Linked DNA regions of Homo sapiens: region 1 is linked to region 2. A link is a contact called in ENCODE Hi-C or POLR2A ChIA-PET data. All regions are on one chromosome and are shown on one strand. The core of a region is the stretch at or near the end of the contact, and the rest is flanking DNA. Distances in the headings are between cores, read along the strand shown.

Evidence for each region. A loop is a pair of places that touch in the nucleus more often than their neighbours do. ChIA-PET counts read pairs that join two places held with the same protein, here RNA polymerase II (POLR2A). Pooled maps may share reads with other maps.
Region 1: a map of gastrocnemius medialis shows a loop between it and region 2 (8-fold over the local background). The contact joins the promoter of MXRA7 here to the enhancer-like site in region 2. A Hi-C loop is called at or near these places in 1 of 168 maps with a recorded cell type or tissue (gastrocnemius medialis) and 1 of 50 pooled maps. POLR2A ChIA-PET finds 5 or more read pairs at or near these places in 1 of 52 experiments (K562).

What each region holds. Positions count from the first base shown.
Region 1 is chr17:76,706,117-76,712,298 of GRCh38, reverse strand. It overlaps MXRA7 (matrix remodeling associated 7), which reads left to right and starts at 1,334. Exons shown (of 4, transcript NM_198530.4): 1 at 1,334-1,694. The coding sequence starts at 1,353. RefSeq lists a silencer at 1,103-1,312.
Region 2 is chr17:74,441,580-74,448,620 of GRCh38, reverse strand. It overlaps GPRC5C (G protein-coupled receptor class C group 5 member C), which reads right to left. Exons shown (of 4, transcript NM_022036.4): 3 at 4,709-4,803; 4 at 1,192-1,772. The coding sequence ends at 1,593. Among named protein-coding and RNA genes, the nearest start is that of GPRC5C, 13 kb to the right of the region's middle. RefSeq lists enhancers at 3,312-3,855, 3,856-4,400, 5,443-5,562. Within about 2 kb of position 5,545, at least 30 of the 41 ENCODE cell types and tissues checked have a DNase peak (open chromatin) inside an H3K27ac peak, as active enhancers do; they include gastrocnemius medialis, where a contact is called at or near this core.

The DNA.
Region 1 (6,182 bases), core at 85-2,584, 2.3 Mb before region 2:
AGGCTGAGGTGGGAGTTTCGCTTGAACCCGGGAGGTGGAGGTTGCAGTGAGCCGCGATTGCGCCACTGCACTCCAGCCTGGGCAACAGAATAAGACTCCATCTCAAAAGAAAAAAAATAGGCCCATACACTGGCTGAAACTTCCACAGTGGTTAAAAGCTAGTCGCCCGTAGATAAAGCCTATTTCACATTTTATAGTTTATAGGCTCTTTTCATCAACCACCACTAAAAGGAAGTGCATGGCCCGCTTAATATCGTGCAGTGCAGCAGAATTCAGCTCTCCCTGTTGCTGAGGGGTCTCGTTTGTGTATCTTCATTTAAAAAGAAGCACTCCATCTAATATCTGGTTTATATCACAGATCAGCTCAGGCACTGTAATATTCCCAAAAAAGTATTAAAGGCATCCTCAGCAAAAACTGGAACCGTGTTTTTTTTAACATTAGGCCTTATGTTTGGCGTGATACCTGACATGCCCGTCCTGTGTTTATTTAAAATAACTAAAGAGTGGGTGGGGAGTGGTAGGAAAGTATGTTTTTGGTTACAACGTGTTTATCTCAAAATCCACTGTTCAGCAACAGAGGCCTGGGAGGATCTGGAGAAACAAAAACAATAGCCTTCATTTCCTTCATTGTACCCTCCCACCCTGCATGCATTCTGGAATTGTGCAAAGAAGAAAGTCTGGTAAGAGGAATAGCGTTGACCAAGGACCTGCAGCTGAATTTCAGGTCTAGGGGCGGGGGAGCCATGTTACTGTTAACAGGGAGGCCTGTGTTGAAGGCTGCTGGCCTCAGCTCCGAAGGGAGCATTCACTGGCCGGGATCTGGAGATGTCCTCTGTGAAAGTGCATTAAGGCAACCCTGAGGATTAAAAGCAACTCCTGACATGCCTATAAAAACGGCAGTGGCTGAACGTAATCCGGCATTATGATTGCTTTACAAGCCAATCCAGGCTGCCGTTTCCATGAAGCTTCCCGGGTTTGCTTGTCTCTCTGCATTCCCACATTTCCAAAATGCTCTAAGACGAACCGCCGTACTAAGGCCAAAGATGACAACCTAAGGGCACCTCATACAGTATTTCAAATTGAACCTGAGCTAAATTGTGCCCCAAAGCGTCAAGGCTGCCCAGGCCGGGCAGGGGTTGGCCCTCCTGTGCCTCCCAGGTGGTCAGGGCTCTGCCCCCTCAACACCCCCGCCCGCAGCCTGTGCGTCACCCTCCCGGGGCCGGAGGGGGCGGGGGCGGGGCGCGGCGATGGGGGCTCCGCCCCGAGGCGGGGCGCGGCGACCGGGCGCGGCGACGGGGCGCGGCGGGCTCCCTCGGGGTCCCAGCTGGCCCGCACTCGGCGGCCGCGGCGCGATGGAGGCGCCGGCCGAGCTACTGGCCGCGCTGCCTGCGCTGGCCACCGCGCTGGCCCTTCTGCTCGCCTGGCTACTGGTGCGGCGTGGGGCGGCCGCGAGCCCGGAGCCTGCCCGCGCGCCCCCGGAACCCGCGCCCCCGGCCGAGGCCACCGGGGCCCCGGCGCCGTCCCGCCCCTGCGCCCCCGAGCCGGCGGCCTCGCCCGCGGGGCCGGAGGAGCCTGGAGAGCCCGCGGGGCTGGGGGAGCTCGGGGAGCCTGCGGGACCGGGGGAGCCCGAAGGGCCAGGGGATCCCGCGGCGGCGCCAGCGGAGGCGGAGGAGCAGGCGGTGGAGGCGAGGCAGGTACGCACCGGGGCCCTCGCGGCCCCCTCCCCACCCCCGGGGCTCCGGCTGCCGCTGCCGTTCCCCGCCGAGCCAGGGAGCGGGGCCGCGGCCTCCAGCCCAGGCTGCCCCCAGGAAGCGCAGAACCCGCGGCCCGCAGGAAATGCAGGTCCCGCCATGCTAAGCCGCAGCCCCGCAAACTCGCCGCCCTCCCCCAGAAAGTGTGGCGAGGGGCGAGCCCGAAGGAGTTTGTTTGGAGGTGTTTTGCTCTCCCCTCCCCTCGGCCTCTCCCAGCCCAGGGCGTGCTCCGCAGCTGCTGGCTCCCAGGCCTCGGGACCAGGGCTTGGAATTTTGCTCCTCACCCACTTCTGACCCCTCCCGCCCACCGGTTCCCAAATCCACGTGCCTGTGGCTTATTTCCAGGCCTGCCATGAGAGTTATCTTGATGTTTAAAAAGTAGGACTTTCGGGGGGCGAGGGAGGAAAGCTGGCTTTTCTTTTTCAGCCAATTTGAAGTCCAGATTTCAGAGTCAGTGCTGTGGCGTTTTGTGAAGCCCGTGGGCTGGGACTGAAAGAAAAGGCACCCGATCCCAGCAGTCCTTTTTATTGTCGTTTTCAAGCTACACATCTAACACCCTCCTACCCCCACTCCCCCGGGTTGTAGGTAAGCTGGGCCTGGATGGAGTGAAGATGCAGGATAAAGCCCTCCTGGAGCACCAGTGAGCACCCCAAAGCGGCCCTCCCTGCCTCTGCCCCAGGCCTCCCGCCATGCTGTCCATCAGCTCGGCCTTGGCCACCTTGTCCTGCCTGTGGATATCTGAGAGGAGTCGGATTTCCCTCATCCACTCATCCCAGCCCCTACACTGTGTGCCCATGTTCCCTGGAGTTCACCACGCTTGGCCGGTCCAGGCCACCGCCAGGGTCTCCGAGTCGGATTGTAATCCCTTGTTCTTACCCCTGAGCTCCTTTTCTTGGAAGGGAGGAGAGCCGGGATGCGCATTGTCAGCGTGCCTGCGTGTCTGCGTGCCCACTCTGTCCTGTGCTGGACACAATGGTTTACCCTGGAGAGAAGCCCTTCGGGGGAGGAGGAGGCAGCCAGGCTGTGCTCAGAGGCATTTCTCTTTGCTGAGTAAGTGCGCCAGACCCCCTCTGAGCAGGCGCTTTGCTTGACAAGTGGGTGACTAATTGTGTCATTAGAGAGGATTCTAACCAGCCACATTTAATGGGGTGGAGCAGGGGCAGGCCCTGCCGTTCTTGCTTGGGGTGGGCTTCCAGACCTCACGCGGTGATGGTGGAGGGGGCGCGGTTTGGACATGTGCTGATCTGTTGTGTTTGCTCCCATATTTGGGATTCCTGCCTCCATCGAGGTCTCGCGGGAGCAGGAGAGGCCTTTAGACAGTTCTGGAGCCGTCATGCACACTCAGTCAGTCCTGGCCTTACAGGGCTGGCCCTTTATCACCCACACCAGGCTCTGGACTGAAGTGCAAAATGTCCTTTAGCGGCGCCCTGTCTTAGCTCAATCCTGTGGGGCACAGCGCTTAAAGAACTTTCTACAAGGCTTTCGGCTCTCAGCACATGGTACCTACAGGAATAGGTTCAGTGGTGTTTAAATAGGGCCACTCGCATAATTTGCCACTGTCTGGGTGAATGCACGTCCTCTGAAGCTGAATGGGTGCTCTGAAGGACAAGGCAGTATGGGGGTTCGCGTGCCAGGCAGCCCCCATGACATAGGTGCCAGTGAGGATGACTTGAGGCTTGTGTCTGTCCTCCCGCTAAGGCACCCTCCAGAGAGAACCCACCCCACAGGAGAATTCAATTGAAGTCAGTGCCCTTCCCCTTTGGGTTCAAGTCCCCAGGCCTTCCTGAGCTGGCCAAAGCTCCCCCAAAACTCCTGCCTGCAAACATTAAGCCAGGTGCTGTGGGGACACAGATATTGTGTCATCCCACCCACTCCCAGTGGTGGCATTAACCTAAGAAGCTGCTTAGAAATTGTCTTGATGAGCTTCGAGTCAGTGACAAGAAAAAAAAGAAAGGAAAACAAATTGTCCTGAAGTGGACTCCAGCGTTTCCAAGAGCTTCCAGTGCTTTCTTCTGATGATCACACTGCTGGGGCTTGGAGGACAGATAGGGAGAAAGGCCCCCTGGGGAAGATAACTCAAATCAGGGTTGGGAAGTGGGGCTATGCCCTCTGCCAGCCTCCTTCTCCCTCCGTCCCTAAGCGAACCCCACCAACAGCGAGGGAGGAGGGCAACTCCACCTGCTGTTAGCTCGGAAGTCACTGCCCTGGGGAGCAGCGTGTAACTCACCTCTCCCCTCCCTCTTCATTTTCCATTAACTGCCTCCTTTCTAATCCAGTCCTCTCCCTTCCCAGGGAGGCCTGGGCGGGCTGGGGCAGCTGCTGCCTCTGACTACAAAGCTGATTATTGAGAAGGATCTCTCGCCCCGGGAAGCAGCCTTCAGCTGCTATTGGGGATCGCTCAGGAGCGTCCCCTAGTGCACGGTGCCCTCTTTGGCCAAGGACAAAGTAGTGGGGAGGGGCTACTATAGGCCGAGACCCTGGAAATGGACCAAAGAAATGGGGATGAGATCAGTGCAGCTCTTGCTTCCCCAGGGCAGCACAGGCCAGGGCAGGGAGGCTGAGGAGAAGCGGAATGATACTGCTAGAACCTCTTTTCTCTCCTAAGGATTAGCACAGGGTGGGCTGTGAGGAAGCATTATAGGCAAGGCCTGTTCACGCAAAGAATCATGAGCCAACGAAGTCAAGAACAGGAGCCGGCCTCTTTTCAGGCCAGGACTCAGGGCTTTCTTGGTGCTCCTGTGTAGGTTGGGGTTTTAGGATTGCCAGGCCTCTTACCTAATGGACTTGTGGATTGGAGCAAGGCTGGATGGTCGGATTCCCAAACATTGGTAATTGGCAAAGCGTCAAGGGTCATTTGAATAGCACTAGAGTTAAATTTCTTGTCTGTGCCAGGACTCAAGTATCTCGGTACTTGGGGCCTAGCTCTGCTCATAGACAGACTAGAGCCCGGGCGCGATGGCTCACACCTGTAATCCCAGCACTTTGGGAGGCCGAGGCAGGAGGATCACCTGAGGTCAGGAGTTCGAGACCAACCTGGCCAACATGGCGAAACCCCGTCTCTACTAAAAATACAGAAATTAGCCAGGCATGGTGGCGTGCACGTCATCCCATCTACTCAGGAAACTGAGGCAGGAGAATCACTTGAACCCAGGAGGCTGAGGTTGCAGTTGAGCCAAGATCGTGCCACTGCACTTCAGCCTGGGCAACAGAACGAGACTCCATCTCAAAAAAAAAAAAAAAAAAAAAAAAAAAAAAAGAGTAGGGACTTCCTGCAAGGCAGTGGGCCGGTGTCATGAAGCACACAGAGACTCTTCTAGATTTAATTGGGATTTAGGAGATTAAAGCAATATGACAAATAAATACAATCTTGATCCTTGATTGGATTCTCCATCAGAGAAGGGAGCTATAAAGGACATACTGGAGATAATTGAGACATTTTTTAAATGAATGGCTGTGTTAGGTAAGCTTATTGAATCAACGCTGAATTTTTTGTGTACGATACCGGCAGATGGCTGTGTAAACAATGTCCTTATCCTTAGGAAGATGCAGGCTGAAACATTTTGGGATGACATGTCATGATTCAAATAGTTACATGCACACACACACACAGTGTGTGTGTGTATAGAGAGAGAATGCAAAGATGGCAAAATGTTAACCATTGGTGAATCTAGGTGAAGGGTGTATGGTATTCATTGTATTATTATTTCAACTTTTCTGTAGGTTTGGAATTTTTCAAAAGAGAATGTTGGAACAAAGAAGCCAACATTCTTCTTTGGGAAATTTCTTGGGAAAGGGGTTGGTTTTTCAGACACTCTGGAGGTGGTGGTCTGAGTGGGTAGCACAGCCTTCATCTGTCTGTCTTAACCATGTGACTTGGCCCTGGTTCCCCTGAAGTCACCCTGCTGTCAGGTCCACCTGTGTCCTCTGCCCTCACCAACCTGTTCACCATAGGTGTGGGCTCTGGAAGCTACAGAGACCCCAGCCTTCCCAGAATGACCCAGGAGCAGGTGAACTTCCCCATCATCTCTCCTGCCTTTGTGATGGCAGTGTGGTCCTTTTTGATGGCAGTGTGGTCCTTTTTGATGGCAGTGTGGTCCTTTTTGATGGCAGTGTGGTCCTTTGTGATGGCAGTGTGGGCCTCTGTGACGGCAGCGTGGGCCTCTGTGACGGCAGCGTGGGCCTCTGTGATGGCAGAGTGGGCCTCTGTGATGGCAGCGTGGTCCTTTGTGATGGCAGCGTGGGCCTCTGTGACGGCAGCGTGGGCCTCTGTGACGGCAGCGTGGGCCTCTGTGATGGCAGAGTGGGCCTCTGTGACGGCAGAGTGGGCCTTTGTGATGGCAGCGTGGGCCTCTGTGATGGCAGCGTGGGCCTCTGTGACGGCAGCGTGGGCCTCTGTGACGGCAGTGTGGTCCTTTGTGATGGCAGCGTGGG
Region 2 (7,041 bases), core at 4,296-6,795:
GATCACTTGAGGCCAGGAGTTCAAGACCAGTCTGGGCAACATGGTGAAACCCTGTCTCTACTAAAAATACAAAAAGTTAGCCAGGTGTGGTGGCACATGTCTATAATCCCAGCTACTCAAGAGGCTGAGGCAGGAGAATTGCTTGAACCTGGGAGGCGGAGGTTGCAGTGAGCCGAGATTGTGCCACTGCACCCTAGCCTGGGCAACAGACCAAGACTCTGTCTCAAAAAAAAAATTAAATTAAATTAAATTAAAAAATGAGCTGCTGAGGAAAGGCTTTTGCTTAGTATAAGTACCGAACAAACTGACTTTCTTTTTTTGAGACAGAGTCTCGCTCTGTTGCCCAGGCAGTAGTGTAATGGTGCAATCAAAGCTCACTGCAGCCTCGACCTCCTGGGCTTAAGAGATCCTCCCACCTCACCCCCTTGAGTAGCTAGGACTAATGTCTGGCTAATTAAAAAAAAATTTTTTTTTTGTAGAAACAAGGTCTCACTATGTTACCCAGGCTAGTCTGGAACTCCTGGGCTCAAGCAATCCTCCCACCTTGGCCTCCCAAAGTGCTGGAATTACAGGCATGAGCCATCGCACCCCGCATAAATGGACATTTTAATGACCGCTCGGGAACGAAACCAACCAGGACCTGGCCCAACCCTTTGCACTTTTGTCAACCCATTTGTAAACAATTCCTGACCCTCTCTAGGCCATTCCTTTGCACGTATCACACGGTGTGATCTCAAAGCATGGAGCAGAATGAGTCTCCACTTTGTCCGCTATGGGATCTTCACTGTCATTCATCCCAGGAGAAGCTGAAATGAGTTCATCTTCCCTTACACACAGAGCCACCTGGCTCAAGGCTCACCTTCCCAGTCCTATCCCCACAGCCACTGGAGGGGGGTTCCCAGAGGAAAGCTGCCTGGCCTCAGACAAGCCCAGGTGCGGGACTGCATCCTAGGCACGCACTGAGCCTGGGTGTTCATTCTGATCGCACACAATACAGACAGAGGACCTGCTAAAGAACCACTCACTGGGGAGAGGCATCAGCTACTTAACTGCACAGGAAAAATCTGCAGCAGCTTTAAATGTGAGCTGGATTTGGAGGGAAGAAAGAGAAGTCACCCACAGGCCATGGTGGAGGAGACGTTCATCAGAAACCAGGAGGCCAGGTCAGAAACCACAATCCCAGAGCAAGAGTTAATAAAGCAGAAATGTATTTATTAGGCACCCTTGTTCCTCACAGAGGAGCAAGATCCAGGCCTGAGCGCCTGGGAAGTCTCTTGAGGTTGCAGGAATCTCCAGAGAAACATAGGCGCTGCCCAGCCACCACCCCGAGAACACTATTTGGCTGGAGTGTGACCGCCGAGGTGATCCTGGCAGGAGGCTGGGGTTGGCTCCTCGACTCCACAAACACTGAGGAGTGGGTGGGGACACCCATGACACCCACCCAAACACTGGCAGAGAGGGAGGCCCTTCCAGATCTGGGGCACATGTTGCTGGGCCTGCCAGGGGGAGGAGGAGCCTGGAGAGTCCCTTGCCCGGGGCCAGGTCCTCAGGGCCCTCCCCAAATCCGCCCGCCTCTCCTCGCCACCGCTGACTCAGTCCCACACGTAGGGGTTTCTAAAGACCTGAGAGTTCTTGCCGTCTTTCGGCGGTGTGGCCGCCTGGTGGCTCTGGGCCGAGTACATGTCTTCAGCCCGCAGGGTCGAGTTGGCACTGCCCATCACCTGGCTGTTGGCGGTGGCCCGTGGGAGGATGATGTCGTAAGCTCCTTCGGACTGGAAGGAAGAACAGGCGGTCTCACAGTCGGGGATTGGGAGCCAGGTTCCGCCGGGGCGGATGCACAAACACTTCCTGCAGGGCTGGGACTGCCAGATCCCCCCCAACTCCCCCCTCGGCTCCTCTGCCCCCTCTGGCTGGGCCCCAGGAGCAGCCTGGGACAGCCAGACCTGAGCCCCTTATCTCACCCTGCCTCTGGGCATGGGAACGAGGCCCCTGCTGACCTTGGATGGTGCTGGGGCTTCACAGAGGGGGATCCCCTTCTCAAGACCCTCCTACTTCCAATTGTTTAGGGAAATGCTAGGGCCAGTGGAGAGTCAGCCACACAGAGCTGCTACTACCTGTCTGACATAGCTCCCAGGCCCCCTTCCTCCAAGAATCTTTTTTTTTTTTTTTGAGACGGAGTCTCGCTCTGTCGCCCAGGCTGGAGTGCAGTGGCGTGATCTCGGCCAACTGCAAACTCTGCCTCCCGGGTTCACGCCATTCTCCTGCCTCAGCCTCCCGAGTAGCTGGGACTACAGGAGCCCGCCACCGTGCCCGGCTAATTTTTTGTATTTTTATTAGAGACGGTGTTTCATCATGTTAGCCAGGATGGTCTCAATCTCCTGACCTCGTGATCCACCCGCCTCGGCTTCCCAAAGTGCCGGGATTATAGGTGTGAGCCACCATGCCCGGCTCCTCCAAGAATATTACCCCGAGTCGACCGCCTGTCACTACCATACCCCCAGCATCACAGTTGCTGGCTTCCCTGGCGGAGGACATGGCTCTGGGTGTGCCCACACATCTCTCTAGGCATCTAGTCTGGCCGGTCTGATTTGGAGTCTTTTTTTTTTTTTTGTAGAGATGGTGGGCGGGGGGGGGGGGTCTCACTACGTTGCCAGGGCTGCTCTCGAACCCTCGGCCTCAAGCAGTTCTCCCATGTCAGTCTCCCAGAGCACTGGGATTAAAGGCATGAGCCACTGCAACCAGCCCTGATTTGGAGTCTTGAAACCTGAATTCTCTGCCTGGCGCTGGGTCTTGCTCCCATGTGGGTGAGAGACACCAGCTGTGGGGTGAAGAGGGTCCTGAGGTACCTGTTCCGGCTCCTATGCTGGAGGAAAGGTGTATTCCTGGCCCCATCTGTCTTAGCCCTATGGGAAAGAGCTGCCACCAAATCTCTGTAGCTCCCAGACCCCAAACTAGCCTTCAAGTCAATCAGGCCCAGGAGGTCCTCAGGCCTGTCTGCAATGGCCCCTGTCCATGTGGTCCCTGGAACATCTACATCTGTGGTCCAAAACCACAGATGAGTGTGCATTGGAATCACCTGCACTGCTTGTTAAGCCTCACCAACTCATAGCTGGACCCTACACAGTCCCCACGCAGACTCCACCAACTCATAGCTGGACCCTACACAGTCCCCACCCAACACAGCTGGCCCCATGCAGCTGGCAACAGCTGGGGCTGGGGGAGGGAGTGCTGAATGCTGGGCTTGCAGATCTGCGCTGGATAGTGCCCCCATGGTGCCGACGCCCTGAACGGATGCTAACAGTCAGCTCCATCCCAGCTCTGGCCCCGCCCCATCTGCACTTTTTTTTTTTTTTCTTATTTATTTATTTTTGGAGACAGAGTCTCACTCTGTTGTCCAGGCTGGAGTGCAGTGGTACAGTCTGTGCTCACTGCAACCTCCACCTCCCGGGTTCAAGGGATCCTCTGGCTAAGGCCTTCCTAGTAGCTGGGACTACAGGCATGTGCCACTATGCCTGGCTGATTTTTGTGTTTTTAGTAGAGATGAGGTTTCAGCATGTTGGCCAGGCTGGTCTCAAACTCCTGACCTCAGGTGATCCACCTGCCTCAGCCTCTCAAAGTACTGGGATTACAGGTGTGAGCCATTGTGCCTGGCCCCCATTTGCACTTTGAGCAGGCTCCCAGGTGAGGCTAGTGCTGGTGGTCCGGGTACCATGTTTTGAGAACCGGTCAGATAAAATATCCCTGTTAATCCAGATCATCCCCCAGGAAGCAGACTCCAAACGCGCTGGGGAGTGAGGTGCAGCAACAGTGAAGGAAGCTATTCAGCAAAGGCTTCTGTGGCTGCCCACTCCCCGCCAGAGCTGACAGCCCGCAGCCTCCACTCCTGGTGCTCCGGAAGCTCTCCTCTGCCCAGGCTCAGGTTCAGGCTCAGGGAGAGGGGAGGCGCTGGGATTGGAAGCTTCAGCCACACTCACCTCCCCCTGCCCCGCGGCTCTCACAGAGAGGGCGGGGAGGGGGATGAGAACGCCACCCAGCTGACCTCCTTGTTTCCTGTTCCCAGTGTCCTGCCAAGACGGGTCACTGACCTCTCCCCACAGCCTCTGCCAGCCGGGAGGAGGAACACATATAGGAGTGAGTAGAATCCAACCCACCGTCTTCCTGCTCCCTCCCCCTCCCCTGGCTAACGATGCTTCTAGTTTCCAGAACCCAGGGGGAGGTGTAAGGTCGAGACTTGCTGCCTGCCAGAGAGGGAGGAGAGTGTGGGCCCCCTTGGCACAGCTGTGGTTGAGAAGTAAACACCTATCCAGACCTGTGACATTTGGACCCCTGTCTATTTTGGGAGCACCTGGCTGAGACCCTCCTTTGTCCCTCCCCAAGCCCTCCAGGGTAAAGCTGGCAGCTCCCACCAGGGAGAGCTCACCCAGCATTCCCTATAGCATCCCGACACAACCTGTGTGCAATGCCCCAGTGACACAGGGCGGGTCCCACTGCAGTGCAGCTGAAGGTGGTGGGTACACTGACTCCAGGACAAGGAATTTAAGAACTGGGGCTCTGGATTCCCCAGGTAAAAGCACCAGATGGAGAAGCTTGCCTTCCCCTTACCACCTCCACCCAACCCAGCTCTGGCCACATGGCCTTCTCCCACTGGCCTGCTGAGGCTGGTCTCTGTAGCCCAGACGTGTCACGGGGACCTGGGGAACCCACTTACCGGAACTTTGTGCATCAGGGCCATCTCAGTGGGCTGGTACACACTGGTCAGCAGCTGCCCATTGTACCCGCTGTATGGTGACACCGGCCTCTTAGCTACAAGGAAAAGCAGGAACAGTTTGAAGATCCCAGGGCTCTCAGCTCCCTTCCCCACCTCCCACAAACCAAGCAAGGCTCTCTGGGGGCAGGGAAGAGGTAAAGGGGGCAGGCCAACCCTGGCATAGTCTCTAACCCAGGAGTGGCCAACTTGGGGGTGAGGTTGTGAACACGGGGGCCCCCTCCCAAGCCTAGCACCCCTTTGTACAGATGCATGGGAGTGAACAACACTGCTGAGCTTCCCTGCACTGTAGACACCCCAGCCCCTGACCCAACAGCTCAGAAAATGCTCTGTCAGCAACTTCCACATCCCCATCCGCCCTCCGGGGCCAGAGGCCAAGAGGACACATGGGCCTTCGGCCGCCTTCCAAGATGGCCAGCCTCCAGCTCTGCCTGTCACCACGGGCCAGCTGCCAGGCACAGAGGTAAATACATCTGAGAGCCCTCGGCCTAAGCCTGTTCATGTCCTCCCAGGGCCGACCTGGGCGCCCCTTCCCCACTACACCAACCCAGAGCCTGGCCAGGGAGCCTTAACGCACGTCCCAGCCTGTGGCCCCCTGGCAAGTTTCCAGAACTATTTTTAGCTCCAGGGATACTTCCTTGTGCCTTTGGGGTGTTGGTTTCCCGGTGTGTTCCGCCCTGCTGGGCACTCCCAGGGTGTTTGAGGAGGGCTGCTGACGCACCCCGGGGCCTCGGAGCAGGCCTTGCTGTGAGGACGGCACAGCGGACGTCTGGCTCCGGCAAGGCTGACGGCCCTGCAGTTCTGAGGGACCGCAACCTATATAGAGTTTCCTAAGTGCTGGGGCTGGGCTCACTCTATTGATTTTTCCATTTAGAAAAAAAAAAAGGAAGTAAAAACTCAGCCCCAAGGTTGAGAACCATTTGGCCCCGACCGGCATTCAGTGTGGGGGCGGGGCCTGAGGCTCCTCCCAGCACTTGTCTGTAAGCCCCACCTCTCTGGTGGGTTTTGCCAATTCCACCCCCGCCATGCACACCGTGCGTGTGACAGGGGCCACCCAGGGGTGAGGCCAGCACCTCAGCCCAGGTGGGCAGATCAAAGATCAAGTGCCCGGCAGGACAAGGGTCATCTCTTTCTCCAAAGCAGGGATTATGAGGATTTCACAGTGTGTAGAAGAGAAAGGAATGTCTCTGATTCTGGAACTTCCACTGCCTGACTCTGACCTCCCAGCAGAGACCCCAGAGCCGGTGCTTGTTAACCGGGCAGTTAAGAAAGTCTGAAGCCCCCAGGCCTCCAGATCAGCACAGTCTGGGGGCAGGGTCAGGACTTTGAGATGGCACCCCCAAATTTCCAGGTCATGTCAGATGAGGGGCTGCAGCCAGCAGGCTGAGGAAGAGCAGGTGGGATGCGTGCAATGGGCCACATCGGTAAGGGGATTAGCACAGGGGCTGGCACAGAGCAGGTGCTGAGGAAATGCTAGTGGGCTGTACAGCTAACAAGGGCGCTGCTGAGACCACTACACGGCACCCCAAATACTTTTATTAAAAAGAGAAAAAGGCCAGGTGCAGTGGCTCACACCTGTAATCCCAGCACTTTGGGATGCCGAGGCAGGCGGATCACTTGAGGTTAGCAGTTCGAGACCAGCCTGGCCAACATAGTGAAATCCCGTCTCTATTAAAAATACAAAAATTAGCCAGGTGTGGTGGCACGTGCCTGTAATCCCAGCTACTTGGGAGGCTGAGGCAGGAGAATCTCTTGAGCCCGGGAGGCGGAGGTTGCAGTGAGCCAAGATCACACCACTGTACTCCAGCCTGGGTGACAGAGCGAGACTCCGTCTCAAAAAATAAAAAAAGAGAAAAAAATTACCTGAAAAATACTTCCTTTTAAAGAAAACTAAGGTGATTATGGATACATACATAATAGAAAAACAAGTTCTGGAAGGATAGTATTAGTAAAATATGTAAAATAATAGACACGCACACACAGCAAATAGCTAATTCTTCAAGAGTGCTTTTCATGGGCCGGGCACTAAGTAATTTTTTTTTTTTTTGAGATCATCCAGGCTGGAATGTGGTGGTGCAATCACGGCTCACTGAAGCCTCAACCTCCTGGGCTCAGGCAATCCTCCTGCCTCAGCCTCCTGAGGAGCTGGGACCATAGGCATGCACTACCACACCTGGCTAATTTTTGAAATTATTTGTAGAGACGGGGCCTCACTATGTTGTCCAGGCCGGTCTCAAACTCCTAGGCTCAAGCTCCACTCACCTCAGCCTCCCAAA